3 separate regions of the Homo sapiens genome follow, and all the other regions are linked to region 3. The links are chromatin loops, found by intact Hi-C in ENCODE. Cell type or tissue: heart right ventricle. All regions are shown on one strand. Each heading gives the region's core, and the rest is flanking DNA. Links, peaks and the distances in the headings are about the cores only.

Region 1 (10,190 bases), core at 1,682-6,681, 80 kb after region 3:
TCTTGGTGACCTCTGTAGGATGCAGCCAAATCTCCTGTGTATAGAACCTCTTATCTTCAAGGTGCTTTCAAACCCACTTGAAGCAAAGGTAAAGGGTGGGCAAAGGATCTTGCTTAAACCCGCTTCACAGATTAATAAAGTGGGCTTGAGAGAGGACACAGGAAAGCACGCGGCAGACACAGGGCAAGAACTCACCTTCCTGAAACACAACCTAATCCCCTTTTCACCACACCAGAGCCTCCCTGAAGTGGGAAAGGTACCAAATGCACAAAAGGGCTGTCCAGCCATGCAGTGTTTACTCTTGAATGACTAGTTTTCCAAGATCCAAAAAAGCCTCGCAGAAGGAGCCCTCTTCTGGGGAGATTGGGGGTTGGGTGGCAACGTTAGAGTGTCTTCAGTTCCCAGGGGACCCCAACTGTGCTTGCAGGGTGCTGGTAACTTTGGTACAGTCAAGCCTCAAAGCTTCAGACCAATTAGAAGCCCCTCAGAATCATGGAAAAGTCTGAACTGCTTCAGAGGGTATCATGAGCCCAACTAACCATCACCAAAGCGTTTCCAGGGTTGGAATCCTGTAGGCCTTGACTTAGCATGTAGACCAGATGCATTTTGCGGTTGGCGGCACAGCTGTCTGTGGCCTGGAAGCACCGTGCTCCAAATGCTTTCATGTTTACAGATTAGACCTCCCCCTGCTGCTGAGCTGTGTGCTGAGCCAGCTCTTTCATTATGGAATTGTAGGGTCTGGCTGAATGAGGCTTTACTGTACCCGCTCCTTAGACTAGCGTGTAGTGTGTGGCATGGGGTTGACTCACCCATTCTGAGACTTGCCAGGCTTGACCTCTGCCCCATGCCCCTCGCCCCCTGGCTCCTTTGCAGAGTGCGGTTACGATCTGATGGAGCAGCCATCCCCAGACGCCGAAGCGGGGGCGACACACACAGCCCGCCCCGGGGCCTGGGCCCCAGCATAGACACACCACCCCGGGCTGCTGCCTGCCCCAGCAGCCCCCACAAAATCCCCCTCACCCGGGGGAGGATCGAGAGCCCTGAGAAGCGGAGGATGGCGACGTTCGGGAGCGCTGGCAGCATCAACTACCCTGACAAGAAGGCGCTCTCCGAAGGGCACTCGATGAGGTCGACCTGCGGTTCCACCAGGCACAGCAGCCTAGGGGACCACAAGTCCCTGGAGGCCGAGGCCCTGGCAGAAGTAAGGGCCAGCGGGAAGGCAGGCTGGGCAGCCAAAAGCCCCAGAGGGCAGCGGGTGGGAATCCGTGGAGCGGGGAGCCACCTTGGCCTTTATGCCAGGCTCATGGCTAAGCCAGAGAACAGGAGAGTGAGTGGCCTCCCCGTCCCTTGCTGGGCTTCCCGTGGGAGTGGAGACTGGTTGGGAGCAGCCACTGCTAGGGTTCCGATAGAGGCTGAACACCCCCAGTGTCCAGGGCTGGAGAGGGCATTGGCCAGATTATGGGGCTGGGGTAATGGCAGGTCACTACACAAAATGATACGATTCAGTTTTTGACTCATTCATTCACTCATTCATTCATTTCTCTCTTCATTCATCAATTCATTCACTGGCAAATATTGATTGAGCATCTATCATGTGGCCGTCACCATGCTAGCCACCAACAGTAAAATGGAGATCTAAAATGGACTCAGGCCCTGCCCACATGGAGCTTACAGTTTAGAGAAGAAAGAGACATCAACAAACACACACACACAGTTGTGAAATAGTTGTTTGGTTGGGTGCCTTTAAGGAATGGTCCAAAGTATTTTGAGAGCCTAAAATGTGAGGATTGCACCTAGGCAGGGAGAGACTTCTCTGGAGAGGACTTGACCTGAGACCCAAAGGGTGGGCAGAGCTAAATAGCCGAAGCTGCAAGAGAAGAATGTTCCAGGTTCTTCTCAAGTGCTTAGAGGGTTGGCTTTTGTTTGTTTGTTTTGTATTTGGATGAAAAATCTATATGATTTTTACATTTGCCAAATGAATAGAACTGTGATTTGTTTAACAGTTTGCATAGCCGGTTTCATGGGTTTTTTGACAGTTCTATCATATTTTGAGAAGTTTCCATTTTTTTTGTCTCTGGAATTTGGTGTGGGGGCCCATTATGTACCCTCTCCCTAGTGTTCTCTCCCACATAAGGTAACAGAGACAATCAGAACCTTCTGGTCTGTGAGAATTTTACTGTGGAGAGTAGCCTTTGAATCGCTGTTCAAAAGGAGAAGGAAGAAGGGCAGGGAGTCATGAGCTGTGTTCTAGAGGAGGCCAGGCAGGGTTCCCAGGGAATACACAACACAGAAACAGCTCACCTAGCAATGAGTACTCCTGTTCACACCAGCAGGCTCTAGTTTGGCCCCATGCCCATTCCCAGGGGTCCCTGAAGATCAGTGCCTTCCGAGGAGGCATGCCAGCTGCTGGTCCCCCCCATACTTGAGGAAACATCACCCTAGCACCCACCATCATCTGGAAACTCTACCAGTCTAGAAAGTTCTACCAGTTATGATAGAGGATGGCCTGAGGCCTGCCCCAGGGCCCTTTACATTTATAAAGAATCAAATGCAGTCTAGAAAACTGTTTCTAAAAGTAGCTCTCACAGCAGATTAGTCCCACAGGATGCTAGGGAGTGGGTAGGGAATACATGTTCTGTGGTCAGCAAGGTTTGGGGAATGCTGCTCTGACAAAGTTGAGTGGCTTCTCTGTAAGACTTATAAAACCTTTAAAGCAGGCACCCCCAGCCCCCGGGCCATGGATGGATCTGTGGCCTGTTAGGAACCAGGCTGCACAGTAGGAGGTGAGCAGCGGGAGCCAGCATTATTGCGTGAGCTCTGCCTCCTGTCAGATCAGCGGGGGCATTAGATCTTCACAGGCCGTGAACCCTGTTGTGAACTGCGCATGTGAGGGATCTAGGTAGTGCTCTCCTGAGGAGAATCTAATGCCTGATCTGAAGTGGAGCAGTTTCATCCGAAAGCATCCTCCTGACCCCCCATCTGTGGAAAAATTGTCTTCCACGTAAACGGTCCCTGGTGCCAAAAAGGTTGGGGACTGCTGCTTTAAAAGATGTGCACTGTGAATCTCCAAGAAAGAAAACAGGGCATGCCCCATATCCCAGACTTCTGTGACCTTTATTCATGGAGCGTTTTGCACGACCTGCCCCTGGAATGCACTTGGGGCCTGCTGCATGTGTTCTCAGTTTGCAGATGGATCTGCACCCTGTCTAGTTTGACAGCTGCCATCCAAGACCCCCTTTCACTAACAGAGGTCAAATAGGGAATTGTAGTAAATGATATGTAAGTAACCCACTGCCACTGGAGAGTTTCCAGCCTCAGCATTGGCTCTGATGAGCCCTTGACTTTGCAGGCTGCAAAGGGGAGTGGCAGCTGAAGAACCCCAGGTAGTAGGCCGAGTGACCCAAATTTCTTTGGTCTCAAAATGTCCCTTAGGATTTAGATGTGAACCCACTTAAAGAGGCTGTTTGGGGAACTTGCAACATGACCATCCAAAGTGGGAAGATCGAATTGGGGAGGAGATGAAAAGCAATCACGGTCCCCACTCTGTCTCCCAGGGCCTCTCTGCCGCTCAGCTCTGGAGACTCACAGCGCCACCTCTCGGACTAATGCAAGGCTGCAGCCTAAACAACTCAGCTGATCTTTCTCTGAACTTCCTGTCTTTCTGCTTACTCTGCTGGGGTAGAGTGGTGGGGCGGGTGGGGATGGTGGTAGAGGGGCAGTAATTACATTTTATGTGTTAAAGTTTCACCATGCAGCTCATGCTGGACTAGAGCAAATAGAGAGTAGTGAGGTCAATAGGGGGCTTCCTTCAAGCGGAGTGGTTGATGATAGGGCGGCTCGGCTCCAGGAAAGCCGGCTGTGTCACTGCAGGGCTGGCACATGGCAGAGATGGGGAGAGGTCTGCCTTCCCTCCCTTCCTGCAGAAAATTGCCCCCACAGCGCCTCCTTTTGGATAAGGCACAAAACACCCTTTCTTAAAGTTGCCGGTGTTCTGGGGCAACGGATGAAACATCCTGGAGAAGCGTACAAGCTAATATTAGCCATTAGCCAGACATCCATAGTCCCCTAACAAAAAGGACAGGCTGTGACAATGCGGGGAGCAAGAGCTCTGGGCCCTGACCCCAGCCAGATTGAAGCCTGCCATGTGGCCTAGGGCAGGCAGGAAGCCACCTGCAGACAGGGGAGGGAGAGAATGTAAAAGACCAGGGTGCAGAAAGGGGCCGGCCCCAGCATCTCCAGGCTCCAACCCCACCATCTGTTTCACCAGACTCATACTTTTTATTTATTTTTTTTAGGATTTGCAATAAAGCAAGCCTGTCTTAATAGTCATCATTCCTCCATGAGGTTATGCACGGCACCTACCAGTGGTGGCTTAGGCAGTATCCCTCATGGTGCCCTCGATGGCCAAGCCAGCTGGGCTGTGGCTCAGCTGAGCCTGAGCAGGTCCTCTCATGTCTGTCGGATGCGGAGGCATCCCAGTCAACAGTCATGGGAACCCATGGGGCTCTTGGGCTAGAAGGATTTTGAAAACCACCACCTGGCAGTTTACAAAGCTTCATCACATCCATTATCTCACCCCATATTCACAGTAAATGTCTGGGATTGTAATAGATGAACAAAATATGGTGCAGAGTGATTGAGATTTGCTCAGGGTCACACGGCCAGCAACTGGCCACAGATTCTTTTTACTCAAAAGTCCGGGGCCCTGTGGCCTGTCCCAGGGCTCTTGGGTTAAATGCTGCCTTCCAGCTACAGCACCACCTTGGGCATGAGGGGACGGGAGCTGAGGGAAGCTGCCCTGTGGCATGGTGAGCCCGGGCTGCCCTGGGTGGCAGGGGGCTCGCTCTCTCTGAGTCCTTCAGAGTGCTCAATCAGAGTGCTCTCCTCCTGATGAGCTCTCAGATATTATAACATCCTCGGGAATTATGTAGGCAGAAGAAGATTTTTCTGGCCTGTTAAAATTTCCACTTTTTAAAAAAATTTTCTGATTATAATACAGAGAAGAGAGTAGCAGTCCCTCTATTCTGGGATGTGCGCTGTGAACATTCTGATACATAATCTCCAAGAAATTTTTCTGTGAGCAAGGATTTTTAAAAAAATACTGAACTGACTGGGTTCAGACTTGGGCTATGCTGCTAATTAGCTGTGTGACCTTGGGCAAGTTACTTAACCAGTCTGAGCTTCAGTTTCCTCCTGTGTGACATGAGCATAAAGGTAGTTCCTACCTTAGAAGTGTGAGGATTAAATGAATTATTAGGGGGCAGGGTTTGGATTGGTGCTCAGTGTTAGCTATTATTGCTATTGCTATTGTCATTCGTATTTTTGAGTGCTTACTCTGTGCCAGGGGTCAGGCCAGGCTCTTCACAGGGACTGTATCATTTAATGCACTCATCAACTCCCTGAGGTCCATATTATAATTATCTGCCATTTACAAATGAGGATTCTGGGGGCTCAGAGGGATGAGGGAACTTGCATAAGGTCACATAGCAAGGAAGTGGCAGAGCCAGGATTTGAATCCGTGTCTGTCTGACTCCAGAGCCTGCCCTCTTTATCAGTAGTCTGACCTGCCCTTATGAAATCTATTTCCTGTGCAAGGCAGCATGCAGGGGATATCCACATTGGTTCTCCCATGTGGTTATAAGACATCCTGAGGACTTAATCTCCATCCCTGCCGCGAGGCTTCTGGGGAACCTGCCTACGAAGGGAAGCTGCTTAGCAGACAGGAAGGACCTGACTCCAGGTCTCCAGACTGTGCTGACCCCAGCTCCCTCTGTCCCCAGGACATCGAGAAGACCATGAGCACGGCTCTGCACGAGTTGCGGGAACTCGAGAGGCAGAACACGGTCAAGCAGGCGCCAGATGTGGTGCTGGACACCCTGGAGCCCCTGAAGAACCCGCCAGGCCCCGTCAGCTCGGAGCCCGCCAGTCCCCTTCACACCATCGTCATCCGCGACCCCGATGCCGCCATGCGCCGCAGCAGCAGCTCCTCCACCGAGATGATGACCACCTTCAAGCCAGCCCTGTCCGCCCGCCTGGCTGGCGCCCAGCTCCGCCCGCCCCCCATGCGGCCCGTGCGGCCGGTGGTCCAGCACCGGTCCAGCAGCAGCAGCAGCTCGGGCGTGGGCAGCCCGGCCGTGACGCCCACCGAGAAGATGTTCCCCAACAGCTCAGCGGACAAGTCGGGCACCATGTGACCTGCAGGATGGGCCGCGCCGCCGTGGCCCGCTGTGGCTCACCACGGCCCAGGGTGGCCTTGGTGGCTTCCACGTGCTTCCCAGTGACCCTGGCCTTGGAGGGCAGAGGTCCGTCTGGGAGGGTGTGTCTGTGCAGAGCTGAGGCCCGGGCGCTGGCTGCAGCTCACGTCCAGCCATGGGAATCCCACGGACCTCTCGCGTGTCAACAGACGACCAGAGGAGTGCTGGAGCTCCAGCAGCCCCAACCACAGCATTCCCTAACATGGAGGCAAAATACCACATGGCTTCTCCCGCATATCGTCACTGGAAACTTCCTCTCTCGACATTCTCTCTACATACGTATATGTGTGTGTATATCGATGTGTGCATATATACACATGTATACGTATGTACGTGTCTGTAGGTGTGTGTATATATATATATATTTATGCATCTATATACATATACTAGATCTGGACACACGCATACTAAGTGTATATAGTATCTCCTTTTTCTTTTTATGAAACTTAGATTTACCTCAGATCCATGCCACCAAACATCTCCCACCGAGTTATTTGGTGGGATTTGCAGGGACTTTTCTGGGAGAACTTAAAGGCCCATAGTAACTGCGAATGAAGCAATATACCACTAACCTGCAGAAAAACACAAACAAAAACAGACTCCCACTGTCTCCAGAAGTCGTGGCCTTCCAGAACAGTCTGCCCCTCAAGGAAGGGTGGGGCAGGCAGTACCCCCAAGCAGGCTGCTCCCAGAGGTGGGGAACCCTTCATAGGAAATCCCCACCCCCGTCCACCCCAGAGACCCTGCCCTTCCACCCGGAGGCCAAAGGCCAACTGTACTCCCAAAGGCATGGGAGAAGGTTGGCGAGAAGACCCCTGACTACCACATCCTTGTGTTTGTGTGTAGAGACGGGGGATAGTGAGAACCTAAGCCCCATCGTAGCACAGTATTACATGTGGTTGGGAAAAATAAAAATACAGTGGTGTGGAATACTCCAAAACCTAGAAATGCTGTAGGAATAAATCTGTGGTAACTATAGAGGTTTAACTTATATCATTTTCAAACTATTTAATTTTTTCTTTTCCTGGTTCTACTAATTATACTGTGTCAGATTTGGAACTAAACAGGCAAGGAGGCTTTGAGTCACATCGTTTTCATTTTAAATCAGGCTGTGATGCACTGTGGCTGGTGCCGTCTTGCATGAAACGCATGAGCCGTGAGCGCCCAGTTCAGACTGGGGCCAGGGAGGGGCAGTCCTTGGCACTTTCTGTCCTAGAGGACACTGTCAGTTGAGTTAATACAAGTGACATAGCTTCCCTTCCCTCCCCCTTCACCCACTCCCTCCAGAACATTTAGTGTAGATGAAAATGTGGTGATAGAAATGGGTGCATGATCTTCACGTGTGACAGCCAGGCCTTTGCCTCTTGGCCAAGTAAAGCCCTTCCGGGTCGCTCTCCTTCGATTCCATTTTACCTCCTCTTCTGATCACTTCCAGAGATGAGCTGTTTCTGGATAATGGCACACGGGCAAATCTGTGTGCCCTGTGGGCCGCTGTTACTTACCCTCTCCTGCGAGACCCAGGGGCTTTTCCCTACTGTTCCCACGCTTCCTCTCTCTCGAGGCCACTGAAGTTTGGAGTCAAAAGGCCCAGAGTCTGAGTCCCAGCCCTGAGCACTTAGGAGCCTTCTGACTTAGGGTTTGTCACTCCACCTCATTGAGCCTGACTGTTCTGCTCCATAAAATAGGGTAATAAAGGTCAAACATCAGTGAGCAAGCTGTGTACACTGGAAAACACTGAATCAATACAATGCGTTTGTGATTATCATTAGTAAGGTAAGTCTTAGATCAGAGCCCTCCAGCCCTTCTTTTTGAAACCTCCCAATGGCATTTCAGAAGTGAGCAGTGGAATTTTCCTGCCATCCTAATAAGAGCCCTGGATTCCATCATTAACATTTCAGCCCATTGGATGAAGTGGTGCCCTCTCCTCTGGTCCCCCGCGAAAAGGTAAATACACCCAAAGGGAGGGACCTAGTTAAGTCACTGGCACCTAGATAAGTTAGGAGGGTAAAGCCACTACCTCGTCTGAAGGACTGGACTTGACACCCCACAGTGGAAGGGAGCATCAGGAGAGGAACAAAAAAAGGGATCTCAGGGAGAGGCCAGTGTCAAACTTGACCTCCCTTGTTTGGCCTAGAATGAACCCTTCTCTTTAGCTCCTGGATATGAAAGGCCATCTGCTTGGAGCACAGAAAGATATTGCCATTTTACAGCTTAAGAGAGTAAGGCCTTGGGCTGTGCTGTGACCTGCCCAAGATTTGACACTGGCTAGGAGCAGAGGCTGCGTCAGGCTCTTAAAGTCATGTGTTTGCATGCTGGATGCTATACTGTCCAGCCAGGACACAAGACTTCTGATTTCTACCCTCAAGATACTCCCAGATCCTAAATCCAGTAGCCTCCCAGGCAAAATATAGCAATCTGCCACAACTGCCAGATGAAAAGCAACAATCAGAGTAGAAAAATCTGTTGCCTGATATACATAACACCAATCAGACCGTGTGGATTTTTCTCTGAATTGACTGATTTTGTTTTTTTCTTACTGAAAATGGACCTGCCTTTCACTGAATTTTCTGAGGGCAGAGTCTTAGCTGTTTTCTTTAAGCACCTTTTTTTTTTTTTTCCATTGGGAAATGGCTGATGAGTTCACATTTAGGGATGTACACACACAGATGGCAGACGTCTCCCCACTCATCCAGCCCCAGATCTGAGCCTTGACGCAGGCCAAGTGGAAAAATACTTTCCCGCCCCCCTCCCCTGTTCCCACTTCCTCATCTGGCACTATGCATGTCTCACTCACCCTCCACAGCACTCAGTCCCATCGACGTTCACTGAACATTGGCTTTCTCTTTCTGACTCCTGCCTGTTTTAGTCCACTATATATTGCTGTATTTGCTTAAATGCTGGAAAGTAACTGTTAAAATGTGAAATTGTAATTTTTAAAAAGGCTACAATTAAATTTTAGCCAATGCCACTCACCAAATCTTTGCACCTAGTAGATAGATCAATGTAAAAACAAATACCTAACTGTACAGTGAGTGTGGGGGAAATGTAGTAACCTAGTTAGTAGTCTTCAATATAACCAATTGTACAAGGGGAAGTGGTGTTTACCTACTTGTTCATCACCATTATTGAAAGCCGTACTGATCAGTTAGTTGACAACGGGCATTTTTTTTTCTTTGCTTCATGGAATGATTTCTTTTCTTAACCTTCGACTTATCCTGAGGTCAAGCCTTTTGTCTTTATGTGTAACCGACGTTCAGTCTATTCTAGGAATGAACCAGCAAGTTGTTCATTTAAAACTGACCAAAGACAATTAATTCCTGGTCTAGTTTCCTGGGCCTTGTGGCTCAGCTGCCACTAAAGAGCTTTTTGGATAAAATTGAGAACAAGCTGTGCTTCCTACCCCACTCTCCCCGTCCCCTTTTATTCCCTTTTCCTCTTAAAGAGCTGCTCTGAGCTGTGGGATTCTATGAAAAATTCTTGCCTTTCCTTGTTTCAGTGCTAACGATTTCTCACCTCGAAGCGCCTTTTGAACCCCGGACAGAGTGCACAATCGGAGGGAATTGCGAGCTTGGGAATTAGACTTTGGAGTCTTTTCTCTGAAGTCACCAGGCCAGGGGTCAGGAGAGAGATGGATTCCCAAGGGATGAAAGGTTTCTATTCAATGAAGAAATCGGAGTGGGAAGAGACACAGGGAAATTGAGCCATATTTTGGCTATCGGCTGGAACCAGCAGTTCAGAGATCTGCCTTATAAACATTTAAAACCGGTTTGTGGTACACAAAGAGGAACCAGTGTGGGAAGGGGCCTTTATGTGGGGCTTTCTTCTCTGTTGGAGTCCCTTGGAGTGCCTTGTTGGGTATATTTCTCTGTCATTCAGGAGGCACGAATGTGGAGGACTTCTCGTGACCTGGTCGTGATGTGGCATTCAGTGCATGTC
Region 2 (10,190 bases), core at 3,461-8,460, 96 kb after region 3:
AGGCTGCTGTGTTCATCCATGGTTGCTTCTGCTCCTTAAAGAGTTTCTGCTTCATCTCCATGCTCTGCAGACAGAAAGAGCAGGTTGTTGGGCATCTGATGAGTGACTGAACCGAAGGAGCTCTAAGGAAAAAGCTTCAGTGGGATTCTGCCATTCATTGGCTACCAGATTTGGGGAATGTCTCTTCCCCTGTCTGGGCCTCAGTATCCTCATCTGTAAAACAAGGGGGTTGGGGAAGCTGACCTTGATTATTTCCTCCAGCTCTGAGGGCTCACTCAGTGCCTTGGCTGAAGGCTGCAGAAGCACACATAGGGGAGGGCCACCAGCCCCACCACATCCCCTCTGCTTTCTAAAGGGAACTCCCTTAACGACCATGTTTGATATTGTGCTACCCTACCCCCTGACTCCATTGGATTGAGCCAAGGATGGCAGCTGATGCAACAGCAGTTGATGGTAGATTGGTTAGTCACCATGGCCCTTGGCAAAGCTGGACCTGCAGATGACCTTTCTTGGGAAGCTTGACCCAGAAGTAACAAAATGACAGGCCCTGTAAGCAGGAGACCAGAAGATGAGAGCCCACAACAACGAGGAGGTCGGAGGCAGAGAGGTGGCCCTTCTGCACCATAGGGAGGCTGACGTCACTAGGGATGAGACTCTGAGAGCACAGTGACAAAACCAATGGGCAAAGCCAATGGCAGAGATCACAGGCTTCGAGAGCAAAGCCATCCAGTCCCTAGAGAGAGCCAGAACCCCCGGTTGAGTACCTGCCCCAGTGCCTATTCCTCACTGGGAGACCTTACATTCAAGCCCTCCTTACCTGGTGTAACTTGAGTGCGATTTCTGCTTCTTGCAATTAAAACAAAAAAGGGGCTCACGCCTGTAATCCCAGCACTTTGGGAGGCTGAGGCAGGGGGATTGTTTGAGGTCAGGAGCTCAAGACCAGCCTGGCCAACATGGAGAAACCCCGTCTCTACAAAAAATAGAAAACTTAGCTAGGTGTGGTGGTGCATGCCTGTAGTCCCAGCTACTTAGGAGACTGAGGCAGGAGAATCACTTGAACCAAGTGGGTGGAGGTTGCAGTGAGCTGAGATTGTGCCACTGCACTCCAGCCTGGGCAACAGGGCGAGACTCTGTCTCAAAAAAAAAAGGAAAAAGTAGACAGAATGATAATAGCCAACCTGTTAGAGCACTTACTGTGTTCTAAGCCCCTTCACATATAAAGGCCAACTCATTAGTCCTCTCAACCACCCTTTAAAGCAGATACTAATGTTACTCCAGCTTAACCTACGAGGAAATAGTACAGACAGGCTAAGTAACTTGCCATGGGACACACTACTTAGGCATCACGGAGTTGGGGTTCAGAACTAGGCAGTCTCACTCTGGAGCTGGGTCTCCATTCTCTCTCTTAGGCCTGAGGATGAGGCAGGACACTGGGTGTGATCTGAAACAGACAGCTTCACCAAACTGGGAGTGTTTGACCCAAGATACCTCACCCAGAGGGAGTTTGCGCCCCCTTGGCATGGGGGGTGCTGTGGTGGGGTGGGTGGTCATCGGCTGCTCACACAGCCCCCAAAGAAGGAGCAAGGATGGATACAGGGTTTCACCAGGCCATCCTGCCCCAGGCTGCAGCCAAGGGTCAGATCCTGCCTCTAACACGAGGGAGCATTTTATGTTGGGAAATTCCCTAGAGAAAGAGCTGTGCGGGGGTTGGGGAAAGGCCTCCTAGGAACAGCCTGCCAGACAATTGCCTCCACACCTAAGCAGGGAAGTCTAGAAAGGACCCCACTGCTGCCTCAGTGCAAGCAGCGAGGCATGGCCTTGGAGTAGCCTGAAGAGGAGCTTTTGCAGTGGAGGGTTGTGGAGAAGGATGGGGGTGAGGCGGGAGTAAGAGACCCCCCCGCCCAGAACCCCCCAACCCCCAACACCTTACATCCTCCTCAACACGCCCCCACTGCTGCCCCTGGAAGCAGCAGAAGTGGCAGTTTTCTTTTGGGCAGTGAGTGGAGGTTTGTGTTTAAATAAAGGGATGCCAAGAAGAGGCAGAGAGAGGACAAGAACTTCCCAGGCCTTTTCAGCCACCCCAGAAAGCAGGTCAGCCTCACACTGGAGGCCCGGGGCCGGCTCCATACTGGACTCCAGGCTGGGATTTGTGGGGTGGCTAAAAAGGCCTGGGACCTTCCTCTGATACCCAGAGAACCTAGTATCAGGTCTCCCAACCACTCCTCACTGCCTCAGAGACACCTCCCCTGACCTCCTTGCTTAAAGCAGTCACCATGAGGTTAATATGTTTTATTTTCTTCATTGCCCTTATCATCATTGGAATTGATTTGTTTCTTTATGTGTAGTCTGTCTCCCTCAATCCAGAATGTAAGCTCCAGAAAATCTGGGGTTTTGTCTATCTTGTCCATACTGTCTCGAGATGGTAGTAGGGTGTCTAGCACATAGTAGGTACTCAATAATTATTTATGGATGAAATGAATCTTCACCTACAACTGGGGGGAAAGTGCCATTTCTGAGTGAGGTGGGCTTGGTAGCTAAACAAAGTCATATCTTTGGTGGTCATTCCCTCATTTAACAAACAGTTCTTGAAACTTACTGTGTGCCAAGTGTTATTCTGGGATGCAGCTTTGAACCAAGCAGACCAAGATCCCAATGGAGCTTATGGCCAAATGCTGGCGACAGATAATGACAACCACAAAGCCAGAAACACCCAGGGCATGGGGAGGAAGAATACTAGAATCTGCTTTAGACTGAGAGGTTGGGCCGGCCTCTCTGAGGAGGGGAGTTTAAACTGGGAAAAGCCTGAGAAGGAGACCACCATGCCAAGGGGTGACCAGGCAGGCACATGAAGAGAAAGAGATTGGCACAGGAGGAGAATGGAGAAGGCCATGTGGCTGGAGCTGAGGGGGTGAGAGATGTGAGAACAGCTGTCGAGAAGAACACAGGCAGGGCCTTTTGCGCCATGGTATCCATTTTGAAGTTATTCTAAGAACAATGAGAAGCCCTTGGAAGGTTGCAATAGGGGCATTACTTGATTCTACTTATTATTGTTAAAAAATTAATGGCTGGGTGTGGTGGCTCATGCCTGTAATCCCAGCACTTTGGGAGACCAAGCCGGGAGGATCTCTTGAGGCCAGGAGTTTGAGACCAGCCTGGGCAACAGAATGAGATCTTATCTCTACTAAAAAAATAAAAATAAAAAATTAGCTAGGTGTGGTAGTGCACGCCTGTAGTCCCAGCTACTTAAGAGGCAGAGGCAAGAAGATCACTTGAGCCCAGGAATTTAAGGCTGCCGTGAGCCAGTATTGTGCCACTGCCCTCCAGCCTGGGTGACAGAATGAGACATTGTCTAATAATAATAATAATAGTAATAATTCATCATCTCTGGCTCTGGACCACAGCCACTTTTTAACAACGGAGGGCTTGCATGATAATTGAGGATTAAAGTGCTGCAGGGGCCACGATGCTATGTCATGAATCCCAGATTACAGTGAACCTGCTTCTCTTTATCTGAGGGCCGATGCAAGAGGAAGAGTATTATTATTATTATTATCATTATTATTATTTTTCGAGATGAAGTCTTGCTTTGTCACCCAGGCTAGAGTGCAGTGGCGCAGTCTTGGCTCACTGCAACCTCTGCCTCCCGGGCTCAAGCAATTCTTCTGTCCCAGCCTCCCAAGTAGCTGGGATTACAGGCGACCATCCCCGTGCCTGGCTAATTGTTTGTATTTTTAATAGAGATGAGTTTTCACCATGTTGGCCAGGCTGGTCCCGAACTCCTGACCTCAAGTGATCTACCCGCCTCGGCCTCCCAAAGTGCTGGGATTACAGGTGTGAGCCACCGGGCCTGGCCAGGAGGAAGTATTATTATTAGTGTTTCGGAGCCTTGAGTGCCCCCATTCAGTGATGTTTCCGGACTTCCAGCTCTGCTTCCCTTCTCCATCCAGACATCCACACATGGTCCGTCTGACCCACTGAGAGATTGATTCAAATTCCTCCTAACATGGAGATCAATGGCCCCTGCATGTCACAGAGCTGCAGACTTCCCTTCCCGGGCAACTCAGAGTCCAGTCATCCGTGGAACAAGATTTTCCTTCTTCATTTGCCAGTTATTGTAACTGGACATAAACTAGTGCTTAGAGGTCTTTAATCTTCTGATAAATAGCATGACCCTTTTTGCTTTATACCATGCTGTCGAGAAATGTATTAAGGACTTGGTTGGTTACCAGTGACAACAACCCAACTTAGCCTGGTTTGTATCACAAGGCATGCTTTTTGCCCCCATCTGTATGAAAAGTCCAGAGATAAAAATGGATTTAAGCAGGCTGGGCCCAAGTATTCCAAGGATGTCAACAGGATTGGGTCTCTCCACTTCTCAGCCCTGCGTTCCTTCACACTGTACTCTCAGGCTGATTCTTCTCAAGTGATGGCAAAGATGGCCCAAAGCAGTTCTAGACTTGCGTCCTAGCATTTAGCTACCCCAGTAGAAAAAACTGTCTCTCTTTCCCAGTGAATGAGTCAGAGTCCCAGGATTGCCTCTGATTGGCCTAGCTTGAGTCACATGCTTACCATGAACCAATCACTCAGTGGAGGGTGGGTCTTACTGTCATTGACCAGATCTGGCTACTTGCCCAGTCTTGAGCTAGATTTGGGATTAGCCTTGCCTGACCACATGGTTGAGAGTAGATTAAGGGCTGTTTCCCAAAATGAATAGATGAGTTCTATTATTGGAAGGATGATGCTGGGGCCAGGTGTGGTGGCTCAATCCTGTAATCCCAGCACTTTGGGAGGTAGGGAGGGAGGTTCACTTGAGGGTAGGAGTTTGAGACCAACCTGGGTAACATAGTGAGACTCTGTCACTACAGACACACACACACACACACACACACACACACACACACACACACACACACACACACAATGAGGCAGGCATGGTGGCGTGAGCCTGTAATTCCTGCTACTTGGGAGGCTGAGGTAGGAGGATCTCACTTGAGCCCAGGAGTTTGAGGCTGCAGTGAGCTGTGATCACACCACTGCCCTCTAGTCTGGGCAACAGAGTGCGATCCTGCCTCTTGAAAGAAAGAACAAAGATGCTGAGCAGGCAAAGCCCAGAGAGCTTATCAAGAGCTCCAGTCTCCAGAGGACACTCTTGAGAAACACATTCATAGCATGGACATTCTCGCATCCCTTCCCCAGGTCCACAGGCCCCTGTCGACTGCAGGATCACACCCCTGTCTCCAGGTAAATGCTTTGTCTTTCCACAGCACCCATCCCCAAAAAGGAGTACAGCCACCCTGGTGGATATGAATGAGGACTCCAAGGCTAGGCTGCCTGGGTTTAAATCCCAGCTTCCCTCCTTTCTCACTGAAAGACCTCGGGAAAGTGAACACTTCAGTTCTCATTTCTAAAGTAGGGACAGTAACAGCCCTGCCTTGTAGGCTTGCTGTTGGGACAGCATCTGACACAGAGAAACCCCCAATAAATGTAGCTGCTATAGTTGTGATCTTGCCTTTTGGAGAGTCTTGATTCCAGTGCCCCAGTCCCAAAGCTGCATTCACCATTTTCTCCATATAGACAGGTAAATATGTTCATCTTGAGCACTTACTATGTGCTAGGCACTGTTTTAAGCAATTTTTCATAGACAGTCTCATTCTCTTGCAACAGACAGCTATAAGATATAAACTATTATTAGTCCTGTGAGGTTCAGAGAGGTAAAGTAATTTTCCCAAGATCACAGTAGTAAGTGGTAAACCCCAATGCATGCAGATCAACTCACACAACATGAGTGGCCAGCTACCTCCATTCCCCACATTAATTTCTTTGTTTCCAACATGTCTGGCCAAGGTCTCCATTTCCAGTGATGCCAAACACAGAGATACCTGTGTTTCTGGTAGACCCAGCAGGACAGAGGTTCCTGGTCACCATCCCTTCCTTGGCCTCCAGATACAGACATAATATATGTGGCTGCAGGATCCCAGATCGGGTGAATTCGACATTTTGTCCCCTATAGGCCCAGCACAGGCCCCTGCACATAGTGCTTACTAAATGATGGGTTAGAAGAAAAGATGAGAAGTAAATAAATTACGCATGAGTGGGATGATCGCCTATCTGCATTTCCCTCTCAAAGCGCGAGCCCACATCCAGCCTGATACTCTGCTGCCCTCATGTGGTCATTTGTAAGATGGCAGGCAGGGTAAGCAGCCTCTAATTTTTGTTATCAAAATTTTCAGATTTACAGAATGCAGAGAATAGCACAGTTAACCCATTATGTCTATCATCTAGTTTTAAAAATTATTCACATTTTTATGAGTTTGCTTTACCTCTGTTTTTGAATTTCAAAAAAATCGCTAACACCATGACATTTTACCCTGAAACATATCAGTATATGTCTCTAAAAATGACATTTTCCTGCATAATGATGACAATCTCATGATCACACTGAATAAAACTAATGACAATTTCTCAATAACATGTTACCTAATCCATATTCCATTTTCCTTGATTGTTCCAAAAATGTCATTTAAAAGTTGCTTTGTTCAAATCAGCATCCCGTCTAATGAGTATTGTCTCTTAATTTTTCTAGAGTATGCCCCGTCATGACTGGCTGAGCTTGTTTTCTGGTGAAATGCCCCACAACCAGCATTTGCCTGACTGCTTCCTTGAGTTGTCAGTTCACTGGTTGCTGTCCTCCCCTGTATGTTTTTTTATTTTATTCTATTTATTTTTTTGAGATAGGGTGTCATTCCATCGCCCAGGCTGGAGTGCAGTGGTGCAATCACGGCTCAATGCAACCTTGCCTTTCTGGACTTAGATGATTTTCCCACCTCAGCCTCCTGAGTAGCCAGGACTACAGGTGTGCACCACCATCCCTGATTAATTTTTTGTATTTTTTTTTTTTCTTTTGGTAGAGACTGGGGTGGGGGCTGAATCTCACTACGTTGCCCAGGCTGGTCTCAAACTCCTGGGATCATACTTGGCCTTCCAAAGTGCTGAGATTACAGGCGTGAGCCACCCTGCCTGATCCTACTCTGTATGTCTTTTAAATGGCAAGTTGGATCTACACCTTTGATTAGATTCAGTTTCACCATTTTTGGAGAGTACACTTCCTAGGTGACGTGCACTTCATATTACATCACATCAGGAGGTACCCACTGCTTGGTGCCCACTTTTAGGATCAAAAAACTTGATGAATAAGTTCAGGTGGGTTCATCCTCATCTTTCTCTGTGAGTAACAAGTGAACTTGTTGGCCTGATAATTTGGGGACCTGATACATATCCAGTTCCCCAAGAACCACTCTCAGAACTGTTTTATCACCCATTGGTGATCATTGCTTGAAACAATAATATTTCATTAGAATCTGCAAAATGGTGAGTTTCTAATTTTATCATTTCCTCTATATGTTTTAGCTACTAATTGAATACTTATCCACAAGAGCTAGTATTTCTCTAAACATAGCTTATTCTGAAAAGGAGGAATAAATGCTTAATTCTTTTCTATTATTCATCAACTTTCAGAGTAAGAAGCTGATACAATGACAACCCCCAGTGGCAGTAAATGAAGGCTTTCCTTTGTTTTGCTGAGATTAATTATAACTTTCTCGATGTAAAAATATCCAGTGCATTTCAATCCATTGCAATTGATGTTCTTTTTATTGCTTAAGTGCGTAGAAGCAAGTTCAAGCTGCCTCTTACATCCACTAGTTTTCAACTTCTTTACTGGGGGCACAATAAGATGTTCTAGGCTCATCTTGTACCTGCCCTGCCCCAGACCTAAAACCAAACATTTCTCCAAGAAACACTGTTTCCTTTTAGTGGGGATGGTATTTAGAGACCACACTCCACACACGGCAAGTGGGAGAGCTGAGATTTGGACCCAGGCAGTCTGACTTCAGAGTTGGCGCTCTTAACCTTTGTACCCTCTGGTCAACATATTTATTAGTGATGATAACAGTAATAATTACAACTGTAACTCCCACTGCCATACGCAGCCGTTCACCATGTGACAGGTGCTCTGCTAGGTGATTTCCAGCCTTTTTAAAAGAGCTAATCCTTATAACAGCCCTCTAAGTCAGTCATTATTATTTCAATCTTACAGAAGAGGAAAATAAGGCTCAGAGAAATGAGTGTCTTATCCGAGACCAGATGGTAAGTGACAGAGCATGGATTCAGATTTCTGTCTGTGTGACTCTACATCATGTTCCCTTCGTTGCTGTAAACTATATCAATTGGTGACAATTCTGTCTCCTTTCAACGGTTCTTTGCTTGGCTCCCTGAGCCCTGGCACTCCTATGTCCCAGGGCCCCAGGCTCAGGCATGTGTTTGGTGTCTTTCTGGGTAACTCACCCAGAGAACATTTGTTGGGTCCCCGCTACATTTGTGGGGTCTATCCAGGTCACTCACAGCTGTGCTAGGGCACAGAGGAGTTGGGAAGAGAAAGGCTGGTTCTGTCTCCTCCAGGAACCCATGGTTTAGTGAGGGAGACTAAACAGTTGCTATTAGTGTGTTTGTGCTATAACATGAGGTGTAACCTGCTTTCACTCTCCCAGAGGAGCAGTCAGCTCTCCTCTGGGGCTCTGGGAAACCAAATAAGCTTTAACAACCAAAAAAGTAGGGCGTCCAGATGCCATGACAGATGGTGGGAGAGATTTTCTGGTACAGGACTCAGCCACACACCTTTCAAATGGTTGCAGGTTGGTGGCTGCCTCTTTGTAAGGAAGAATGGCTAGGAGCCTATGGAGGCAGGAGGAGTTGCACGGGCCAGCCCCTGGCACCCGTAATCGGAATTATGCACCAGAATGGAAGCAGAGCAGAGACAGGCACAGGGGTCTAACAGAGCAGGAGAGGATGCTGGGAGTTGGCTATGGGAAAGATGAAGGACCAGCAGGACTGGGGCTCCAGCCACTCTGTATCTGGGGGCTCCTGAGCCAGGCTCCGGGCAAGTGGAAGACTCCTGTACAGGGTCACCATGGTTTTTAATCATTGCATCAGTAAACCATTGCTGTGGAACAACCCATGCCCACAGTTAGAGGCTTAAGAGAATAAACATTTATTATTTGCCATGATCCCGTGGGTATGTTGAGCAGTTTTCTGGTCAGGGCTGGCTGAGCTGATCTCTGCAGTAAGCAGGTGCTTTGGCTGGGGCTGGATAGTCTAGGATGACCTCACTTATGTATTGTAGGTGGTTTGATGTTGGCTGGGGTGGCAAGGTAACTTGGCTGTCTGTCTCTGATCACCCAGGAGGATCACAAGCTGGGGCTTATTCACATGGTGGCTATTAGTGCACAAGCCTCTGCTTGGGTCACCTTTGTTAATGTCCTGTTGGCCAAAGCAAATCACAAGATCAACCCCAGATTCAAGGAGTGGAGCCACAGACCCACCTGTTGCTGGAAGGAGTCCCATGGAAACAAAGTGTGGATAGGCAGGGGAAAAATTTATAAGCATTTTTGCAACCTGCTTACTTGCAGGCGCCCATTCCCTCTTTTTCTGTATGTCACACCCTGTTGTTCATTTGGGGCATCACTCCCACTCCCAAACTCACACTTAGATAATCTGAGGCACAGCGATTGGTTCAAGGATGGGCATGTGACCCAATTCTGGCCAGTGAGACTTGCTCCTGGTACTTTTGCTGAGAACTGTTGGGAATGAGGTCCGTCCTTTCTGCTGAGGCAGCTGTGCTAATAGAATGCAGGCCTGGAGCTTCTGGAGCCATGTTTGCCTCTCATGGGGGGAGCCTGCATGAGCGTTAAGTCGACAGTGAGGGAAGAAGATATAAGGCATTAAGAAAGAGTGATTATGGCCAGGCGCGGTGGCTCACGCCTGTAATCCCAGCACTTTGGAAGGCTGAGGCTGGGAGTTCACGAGGTCAGGAGTTCAAGACCAGCCTAACCAATATGGTGAAACCCCGTCTCTACTAAAAATACACAAGAATTAGTTGGGCATGGTGGCACACGCCTGTTGTCCCAGTAGGGAGGCTGAAGCAGGATAATCGCTTGAACCCAGGAGACAGAGGTTGCAGTGAGCTGAGATTACACCACTGCACTCCAGCATGGGCGACACAGTTAGACTCCGTCTCAAAAAAAAAAAAAAAAAAAGAAGAAAGAGTAATTGAGAGGGAAGAAGAGAGACCACCTGGATCAAGCCATACCTGAATACCTACCTCAGGTCTTTTCAGTTACATGAGCTAACACACT
Region 3 (10,190 bases), core at 2,621-7,620:
AAGTGGCAACACTGACCCAGTGCCAGATAGTGGGGCTCTGACACTCGGTTTCCCCCGTCTGTGGGATGAAGGTGTGGAGTTTGAGGAATACTGAGGCTCCTGCCGGGCATTGATCTTCATGCCACTGTGCCCTGGAAGGGAGACCAGGGTCCTGGCTCAGACTTAGGGCAGGGCAGCTCTGCGGGGCTGTCACAGCCTGCCAGCCAGGGTGTGTGCACAGTGTCATCCAGGGACGGAACTGGTCCTAAGCAGAATGGAAGAGGTTTCCCTCTAGGTAACCTTCCCTTCTCTTTCTGCTGTCCTGCCCAGACACCCATTCACTAAGAATACATGTATTGATCATCAGCATATCCAGACCACGAGATGTGGCTGCACACTATGACAGGTGCCTTAGTGGGGATATGACAGTGTGTGGGAACATGGAAGAGGGGGTGATGAAATCTACTGAGTATCAGGAAGGTGCCAGAGAAGAGATGGTATCTGATCGACAGTGGACAGTTCCTGGGTGCAGAGAGGGGCAGAAGGAGCAGCACTTAGCGCGGTGGGAAGCAGCACCCGGGATGCTGGAGGGAGCCTCCGCCCAGTCAGCACTGCTCCTGAGTCACTGCACTGAGCCTGGCCGGTTGGGATCAGGACTGATATGGGTAGTTGGGGAGGCTGAAAGGGAAGGAAGTCTGCCTTTTGCAATTTGTTTAGTGGCAAGGGACTGGAATCTGGTGCAAACTGGCTTAGATAAAAATGACACTCTGTTGAATCACATGAACATGTAGCTCAGGTCTAACTGGATCCAGGGGCTCACACACTGATTTGTCTGTCTCACCAGTACGGCGTGTACTCTGTGAGGCCAGAGACCCCAACTGTCTTCTATACTGTATTTTGACTGTAGTGCATTTGGTATAGTACCTGACACATAAATAAATATTTGATAATTGAAGGTGTAGCTGTTCTCCCCGCCAATATACTCACTAGATCAGAGGCAGTAGAACTATGCCTCCCCCATTTTACCCTTTTCCCTCCTTCCTTCTCTTCCTACCTTCCTTCCCCACTCTTTCCAATCCATCCATCCATCCATCCATCCATCCATCCATCCATCCATCCATCCATCCACCTTTGAGAATCAGTCTCTCTCCCACTTCTGGTTTGTTTTCCTCTGTGTGGACTTCATGATCTGGCAGGCTTCTCCCATGTGGTGACAAAAATGGTCCCTAGCACTGCAAATTCTCCTCCCATTAGCCTCTCCCCACCCTCCAGTGGAAAGAAAACACTCCCTTCCCAGTGTTTCCAGTGAAGCCCTAGGGTAGCATCTAATTGGCCTAGCTGAGCTTCCTATGGCCAGATGAACATAAGTTTACGGATTGGCCAGGCCAGGGTCTCATGCCCACCCCAGGATTGTGGGGTGATGTCAAACTCCCATGAACCACGTGTACTGAGAATAGTGGAGGGGAATTTGGGGGATTTCCTCAAAATAAAATTAGGGGGCTATTCCCAAAGAAAGAAGACTGGATGAGTCTGGGCAGAGAAAAACAACAGGTGTCCACTGAGGAGGAGTCCCTTGGGGAGAATGAGGAAGTGGTTCCATTGGCTGGTGCTCCTGATGTTCATACCTGACATACCTGATGTTCTTCCACCTTTCAGCTGCTCCCCAGTCCTGTTTGCCTCCTGCTCCCCTGGGCTAATGCTCACTCTGCTCCCTTTGTCTGGGACACTCCACCCCCATCCCAAGCCCTGCTCACCCAGCTAACAGCTACTCTTCCTGCAGTGTTCAGTTTAGATGTCACTTCCTCCGGGAAGCCTTCCTATGGTGCCTAGTACGTCCTTCATCATTGTACTTATCCCACCATGTGATCATCACTTGTGTAATTGCCTGTATCTCTACTACAGTTTGGATCCTATGAGGGCGGCGACCTGCATGTCTTCCACACTGTAGTATTGCCTAGCATAGTACCTGGCACATAATGAACTGCTCAATAAATATTTAATGATTGATGGTACAGCAATCTCCCTACTTCCAAGTATGCTCAGCAGAACACAGGCAATAGAACTGTACCTCCCTCATTTTACCCTCTCTCCCTGCCTTCTTCTCTTCCTTTCTCCCATCTATCTACCCATCCCTGCATTTATCCACCCACCCACCCATCTGTTCATCTGTCCATCCATCCATCTACCCATCCATTCAGCCATATTCACTGATCCACTGATCTTTTGATCTGTTGATCCAGCCAGCCCAGCCAGTCATTCATTCATGCAAATATGTGTTGATACTTGCTGGGTACCAGGCTCTGCTCTGGTACAGAGAATACTATCACGAACAAGACCCTGGCCTCAGGACTTTGCTTCTCTTTTCCTTCAAGGAGGTCTCAGTCATGCACTGGCCTAGGGTTTCACCCATACACAAATGCTGGAAGCAGTGAGCCACTGTGCCCAGGGACAGCCCTGTCTGCAGGGTGGAGGAAGCACACAGGGACTGCATCATTGAGAAGCTGTTTTCTAACAACTGATCCTTATCCTGCTTCAGGTGTCCCTTTATGGATGCTGTCAACTTCCAGATTCTGTTTGCCTTCTTTTGCATTTAAATGAGGGGCTGAAAGATGGTACAGATAACACTTTGCTGTTTTCAGAATCTGAGGATCAGGGAAGAGGCAAAAGGCAATGTGTGCAAAGCAAAAGGCAGTGTGATGACCAGAAGAGGCAATGCTTAGCGGTAAACAGACCTGGCCTGCAGTCCCAGCTCTGCCTGGCTTTTTGTGTGACATTGGACAGCACTCTTGCTATTTCTTTTCTTTCTTTCTTTCTTTTTTTTTGAGATGGAGTCTCGCTCTGTCGCCCAGGCTGGAGTGCAGTGGCACAATCTCGGCTCACTGCAACCTCTGCCTCCTGGGTTCAAGCTATTCTCCTGCCTCAGCCTCCTGAGTAGCTAGGAGTACAGGGGCCCACCACCACGCCTGGCTGATTTTTGTATTTTTAGTAGAGACAGGGTTTCACTATGTTGGCCAGGCTGGTCTCAAACTCCTGATCTTGTGATCTGCCCGCCTTGGCCTCCCAAAGGGCTGGGATTACAGGCATGAGCCACCGCGCCCAGCCCGCTCTTGCTACTTTTGAGCCTCCATCTCCTCAAGTGAGGGGCTAGGACACCAAGATTTATGGAGGACCTTTTATTCTGAGAACACATGCAACTGAACTTGGTCCAAGAACAGTGGTCTTAACTGACACATCCCTACGAAGTCCTTCCCTAGACTCCCTGAATAGAGTCTGGAGGGCTGGAAAGTGAATCCCTTCCCTGGCATCAAGTGGATGGGTACCTCTGAGGGGCCCTTCAGACATCCCCAGTTCAGGAACTTGGCCTCAGCTGAGCTCCTGCATCCACCTCTGCCCCTTCCCAGCCCTGGGCACACTGCTGCTGGCAGTTGGTCACTTGATAATTTGCAGTTGACAGCACTTTCCCCATCTACCCCCTTCTGATCTTCACCAGGCGGACACGGAGAGGACACACCTCTCCACAGCTACCCAGCAAGTAGTGGGAGGGCTGAGTCTCAAAACCAAGTCTCCCGAATTCCAGTGGGCTGGAGGAGCCTTTCACCCCTGTTTTACAGTTGAGAAAGGGGTACAAGGAAAGCAAAACAACCATGTGTTCAGTAGGCCCAGGCTCTGGGGTCAGCCACCTTGGCTTTGAACCCTGACTCCACTTACCAGCTTTTCACCTAGAGAAACTTACTGACCTATTCTGGGCCATGGTTTTCTCATCTGTAAAGCAGGGATCATAGGATGCCTATCTCATAGGGTTTTTTTGAGAAATAAATGAGTTAATATAGGTAAAGTGCATAAAGCAAGGCCTGGCAAGTAGTAAGTGCTCAATAGATGCTAGCTGCTATCATTGTTGTTACTGTCATCACACTACCTCCCAGGATTAGGGAAAGGACTCATTGAAATGCTCCTTTACTAGAAGGGCTCCTGGAAGGAGGTTTGCAAACTTTGAAGCAATAGATAAGGTTAAATATTATTTAATGCATCCTGGACTAGCAATATTGAGCTAACTGTTCTAGTCTATTGAGCTAAGGACCATTCATGCTGAAGCCCATGTATCAGGTAATTAAATAAAAGAAACATCTAGAGGATTCTGGGTACAAATAGAGTCATTTTGGAGAAACTTCCAGGTGAACTCTTTGGTGGCAGCTGTCTGTCATAAGTCACCCTCGGCAGTGGAGTTCACTGTTATTCTTGGAATCAGGAATCGAGTAGATCACAGGGAGTTTGGCCCCAGGGTACTTGGGTTGTCTTCTCCAAGCATGGGATTTTTGGAATGAAGTTTAGAGGCTGTCTGGGAAGTTTGGCCTGTCGGAGGGCAGGAAGAGTACTCTGTGGCTCAAGAAGAGTAGAAAATGATGTAAAGGGAGAGAAAATAAAAAAAGAAAACTAGGCAAAGGATATGTGGGAATTGAGAACACCCAGCTGGGCTGTTGACCTTGAGAGAGTGGATGGATGCATGGTGATTGGACAGGAAGATCTAGCTGTAAATAGAAAGGCTCTCTTTTCCCCTGAACTACCCAGCACAGATGACAGATTCGTGGCGAGGCAAGCAGACTCAGAAGCCAAAATAGAAAAAGGAGATGTAGCAGGAATCATTGAACGCAGACGGGGATGGGATCCAGACATGAAAAACACCAGCAATATGGTGGTGAGGCAAAGAACCCAGGGTTGTCTGTGGATGTGGAGGGACATGTCGAGAAGGGGGAAGGTGGGGTCCTGGAGACAGCCGCAGCAGGCGTTCTCACACTTTAGCCACACCTATTTTATTTTATTTCTTCTTTACATTCCATCCATTTTTGCTCATTTGTAATCTCCCTAAAACTCCTAGAAACCCCCTTCTTGCTGATTTCATCCTCTCTGTATGCCAGTTCCACCAAGACCATATCCAAATAACTCAATGGACTCATTTATTTTATTTTTATTTTAAGTTCCAGGATACATGTGCAGGACACGCAGGTTTGTTACATAGGTAAACGTGTGCCATCGTGGTTTGCTGCACCTATAGGCCCATCACCTAGGCATTAAGCCCCACATGCGTTAGCTATTTATCCTGATGCTCTCCCTCCCGCCGCCTCCCCTGACAGGCCCCAGTGTCCTTTTAACCAAGGCATGAAGATCATCAAAATAGGCGCCTGCTTTGATTATCTGCAAGTCTGCAGTCACCCCTTTTGGCCACTAGATGTCGAGAACGCATCAATATGGCACATATTCTGGTCCATTGAGTTATTTGGATGTGATCTTGGTGGAACTGGCATACACAGAGGATGAAATCAGCAAGAAGGGGGTTTTTTGGAGTCTTAGGGAGATCGCAAATGAGCAAAAATGGACGGAACGCAGAGAAGCCGTCTTTCCACCAAGACCCATGAAGAAAAGTTGACTGCATTTTAAATCCATGTATTGTTTTCCAAGTTTGGGGGATTTTTAGGATGAAGGAAGAAGGGAGAAACATGGCATAAAAATATATTTTTTTTCACATTAGTTAATGTTCTCCAGAGCTTGTAAGCATTTCCAAGTGAGCATGTTTCAGGTTCTTAAACCCTGAGCCCAAATCAGGGATAATAATGATGATGATGGTGGTGGTGGTGGTGGTAGCATCTGATAGATACCTCCATGGCTCTTACTATGTGGAAGGTATTGTTCTCAGCACTTTACAGAAATTAACTCATTTAGTGCTCATAACAAGCATAGGAAGTAAATTTTTATCCCATTTTTACAGACGAGGAAGCAGAGGTCAGAGAGGTTGTGTGACTTGTCCAAGGTCACACAGCTAAGGAGTGGGACCATCAGGATTCAGCCCAGACACTTGTCCATATTCTTACCTTCCATGATCTACAATATATGTTGCCACATTGACTCCTGGCCAGTGGCAAAGGCAACTTTCTGAACAATGAATCAATGCTGTGATTTAATGATAAAAGTCACAGAGCCTGGGCGTGGTGGCTCACGCCTGTAATCTTAACACTTTGGGAGGTCAAGGCGGGAGGATCACCTGAGGTCAGGAGATCAAGACCAGATTGACCAACACGGTGAAACCCCATCTCTACTAAAATATAAACATTAGCCGGGCATTGTGGCGGGTGCCTGTAATCTCAGCTACTCAGGAGGCTGAGGCAGGAGAATCACTTGAACCCAGGAGGTGGAGGTTGCAGTGAGCCAAGATCATGCTACTGCACTCCAGCCTGGGCAACAAGAGTGAAACTCTGTCTCAAAAAGAAAAAATAAAGTCACAGAATTCCTCATTCTAATAAACGCACTTCACAGCACTTCAAATGACAAGGAATAAGATTTTAGGGTTGGCCAGGAATTCATTCTGAGTTCTCTGACTTACAGGGCTTGGTTAGATAGGAGCACGTTTCATTCCTGGGGGAAGCCTTGGCTCTGTTAGCTGTTACAGTAATCCAAGCCACAGAAGAGAATGAACAAGGCCCAGGAGCCATGGATTCCAGAAGTTTCTTTGTTTCTTAGCATAGAAAGATGATCATACACTTGGCATTGCAGAAGAAAAGTACATTTCTGGTTGGGGACCAGTAAAAATGCTGTTGGTATGGAGCAGCCCAGCCAGTGTTCAGGCTACTAAAAGTATGCCTGCTCAGAAAATGGTAATGAATTAAAAAAATTCATTAAGGGCTGGGTGTGGTGGTTCACACCTATAATACCAGCACTTTGGGAGGCTGAGGCAGGAGGATCACTTGAGCCCAGGAGTTTGAGACGAGCTTGGACAACATGGCAAAACCCCGTCTCTATTTATGAAAAAATGATACAGACAATCTAGGATGATCTGGTAGAAAAAGTGGTGGATTAAAAGTGAGAGGCCAGATTTCCAATATGATTAAATATATATTTACCATATGACCCTCCATCCCACGCCTGGGTATTTACCTAAGAAAAATCAAAATACATGTCCACACAAAGAAATGTACATAAGTATTCATAGCAGCCTTATTCAAAAATAGCTAAAAACTATAAACATCTCAAGTAGCTGTGGACATATGACTAAGTAAACAGATTGTGGCATAGCCATACAATGGAATACTTAGCCATAAAAAAGAAGTTCTGATATGTACGGCACCATCAGTGAATCTCAGAAAAGTTATGCTGAATGAAAAGAGGGCTGATCCAAAGGAGTTTATATTGTATGATTCCATGGAACTGGATTCTAGAACACACAAAACCAATCTACAGTGACAGAAGGCAAATCTATGATTGGGGCTGGGGTGGGGTCAGGGATTGGCTGCAAAGGGCCATGAGGGATCTTTCTGGTGCAGTGGAAGTTCTATATTTTGCTTGTGGTCCTGGATACATGGATGTAAAGTCTGGCATCTCTGCACTGATACTTTGCACCTCCGAGCCTCAGTTTCCCTGTTTGTCAAACTAGAAGGTTGTTGGATTAGATGATGTCTAGAATTTCTTCTGGCTCAGAAATTTCCCCTGTAATAACAATATCCATTTTTTTTATTATGGAAGTAGAGTAGCAAAGTGCAATTTGCTTTATAGGAATTGTTTTTATAGGCAAGGATGAATTTATTCCAGAGAGCATAGAATATCTATTGGGTTACTTAATATTACTCATTTTGGGTACAGAGCCATTTGCAGCCCATTGTACTTCAGGAAACAGCTGAGAAAATGATTTGTGTGTAAGAAGGATGTTTCCCATTCAATTCCCATGGGTGTGGGAGGAGGGGCTTTCCCCGCGGCACTGGGAGGAGACGGAGGGATGCCACAGTCACTACTGGCAGGGCTAGAGAGGACAGCTGAGCAAGGGCCAGGCTTGCCTTGTCACGTCTGACAGTCCCCAGATGCTTGGAGCTACGGTTACCCTTTTAAATTTCCTCCTTATTTATTTATTTATTTATTTATTTATTATTATTTTTTAATTTCCTCTTTACTAGCCCATGCCTGGCTCTTAGTTAGGGCTTAATGATGTTGTTGTTGATGATGATGGTGATGGTAATGACCATCATCATCATATCCAGTCCTCAGAGAGTCTGTGCAAAAGTAAAGGAAGGCAGGTGCCCAGAGTGTGTTTTGGGACCAGGGCAGTGGCCAGCTAGAGTGTAGAACTTGGTATGGAGCCAGGAGTAACAGGGAGGGCCGTGCTGGGCCATAGCTGGCTGCTGATTTCCCCTACTTGTGCACCCCCAGGTCATGAAAACCTACCACATGTACCATGCAGAGAGCATCAGTGCGGAAAGCAAGCTGAAGGAGGCTGAGAAGCAGGAGGAGAAGCAGTTCAATAAGTCAGGAGACCTCAGCATGAACCTGCTCCGGCACGAGGACCGGCCCCAGCGCCGCAGCTCTGTGAAGAAGATTGAGAAGATGAAGGAGAAGGTGAGTGGGGGCCCTGGGCTGGGAGCGATTGGGGACAGGGCACAAAGGGGAGGGCCATGGTCTTGGCGGACAGCCTTAGCCTTCCCCCTTATTCCCCTGCATCCCAGTGGGGTGGTGGTGGGTAGGGGGGATGGGACAATGTAGCCAGCATCTCCTCTTTTGGAGATCGGTGTCCTAGTGGAAGCGGAGCCAGGCATGCCCGTGCTAACACTGGTTAGGCCTGGCTTAGTGCTAAGGTCAGCAGGCAGACGAGGTGCTCAACTCACAAGAAAGCTGAACTGTGACGAGATTCACACCCAGCAAGCACCTTCTCAGATGAGCTGGAATCACAAGGCATTAGCGGGAGCAGGGGCTTGTTCCAGAGGCCAATTTGATGGCCAAGGGTAGGGGCGGGGGGTGAGGTGGGAACTGATTGCTGAATGTGTCTCAACAAGAGGGACCAGCACCTGGAAAGCTGGTGAAGGGCTCATTCCAAAATTGCCATTGCCAATTCAAAGATGAGAGAGTTAGAATCCCTGTGTATTGATTCTGGAAAAGTCCTTTAGTAGGGTGTGGTGGGAGGAATTCTAGCTTTGGAGTCAAATGAGCTGGGTTTTGAAAATGCCACGTTTACAACACCTCTCTGAGCTGCAGTTTTCAAATCTGATAGGAGTGGCAAATTCGTCTCATCTCTCATGTCAACTCTGATCAATTGCCCAGAGCACTGGGCTGAGAATTGTGAAACTCGAAACAGATTTAGTTAAAAACAGTGCTGTAGGGCTGGCCACAGTGGCTCATGCCTGTAATATCAGCACTTTGGGAGGCCAAGGCGGGAGGATCGTTTGAGCCCAGGAGTTCGAGACCAGCCTGGGTAAAATGGCAAAATTCCATCTCTATTTATGAAAAAAAAAAGGCAAAGAATTTGAATAGATGTTGCTCTTAAAAAAACATGTATGAGTGGCCAATAAGTACATGAAAAGATTGTCTGGGCCAGGCATGGTGGTTCACACCTGTAATCCTAACACTTTGGGAGGCCAAGGTGGTCAGATAGTTTGAGCCCAGGAGTTCGAGACCAGGTTGGGCAACATGGCAGAACCCTATCTCTACAAAAAATAGAAAAATTAGGCAGGTGTGGTGGCATGTGCCTGTAGTCCCAGCCACTTGGGAGGCTGAGGTAGGAGGATTACCTGAGGGAGGTCAAGGCTGCAGTGAGCCATGATCACATCACTGCACTCCAGCCTGGGCAACAGAGTAAGACCCTGTCTCAAAAAAAAAAAAAAAAAAAAAAAAAAGATTGTCTCTATTATTAGTGATTAAAGAAATGCAAATCAAACTCAGTGAACTATCACTTCATACCCACAGGGATAGCTAGAATTAAAAAGGCAGACTATAGGAAGTATTGGTGAGAATGTGGATAAATTGGAATCTTCACACACTACTAAAGGGAATGTACAGTGATTCTATCACTTTGGAAAGCAGTCTAAATGTTAAACATAGACTAAGTTACCATGTGACTCAACAATTTTATTCCTAGGTATCCACCCAAGAAAAATAAAAACATATGTCCATTCAAAGACTTGTACATGAATAGCAGCATTATTCTTAATAGCCAAAAGATGGAAATGACTCAGATGTTCATCTGCTGATGGATGGTTGAATAAAATGTGGTATATCCATGTGATGGAATATTATTCAGCCATGAAAAGGAATGAAGTACTGACAAATGCTGCAACATGGATGAACCTTGAAAACAGTATGCTAAATGAAAGAAGTCAGTCACGGAAGACCACATATTGTGCAACTACATTTATGAAATGTCCAGCATAGACAAATCTATGGAAATAGAAAATAGATGATTG

The links. Hi-C counts contacts between places; a loop is a spot of excess contacts. Peaks named below come from ENCODE experiments on the same cell type or tissue, not always from the same donor. Only the 100,000 strongest peaks of a DNase experiment are listed, where the experiment ranks them.
Region 1: a loop joins it to region 3, with 17 times the contacts of the local background. A loop is called at or near these places in 96 of 110 quality-filtered maps.
Region 2: a loop joins it to region 3, with 12 times the contacts of the local background. A loop is called at or near these places in 88 of 110 quality-filtered maps.

Annotation. Positions count from the first base shown.
Region 1 is chr3:8,981,523-8,991,712 of GRCh38, reverse strand. It overlaps SRGAP3 (SLIT-ROBO Rho GTPase activating protein 3), which reads left to right. Exons shown (of 22, transcript NM_014850.4): 21 at 874-1,201; 22 at 5,781-10,190. The coding sequence ends at 6,194. Among named protein-coding and RNA genes, the nearest start is that of RAD18, 23 kb to the right of the region's middle. RefSeq lists enhancers at 3,668-4,168, 4,169-4,669. In heart right ventricle, for the core only: a CTCF peak has its summit at 3,603; a DNase peak (open chromatin) is centred at 3,592.
Region 2 is chr3:8,967,142-8,977,331 of GRCh38, reverse strand. No RefSeq gene overlaps it. Among named protein-coding and RNA genes, the nearest start is that of RAD18, 8.8 kb to the right of the region's middle. RefSeq lists a silencer at 6,033-6,327. In heart right ventricle, for the core only: a CTCF peak has its summit at 6,168 (motif pointing left); a DNase peak (open chromatin) is centred at 6,131.
Region 3 is chr3:9,062,558-9,072,747 of GRCh38, reverse strand. SRGAP3 (SLIT-ROBO Rho GTPase activating protein 3) reads left to right here. Exons shown (of 22, transcript NM_014850.4): 5 at 8,167-8,352. Among named protein-coding and RNA genes, the nearest start is that of RAD18, 100 kb to the right of the region's middle. In heart right ventricle, for the core only: a CTCF peak has its summit at 5,205 (motif pointing right); a DNase peak (open chromatin) is centred at 5,187; H3K27ac peaks cover 1,368 bases.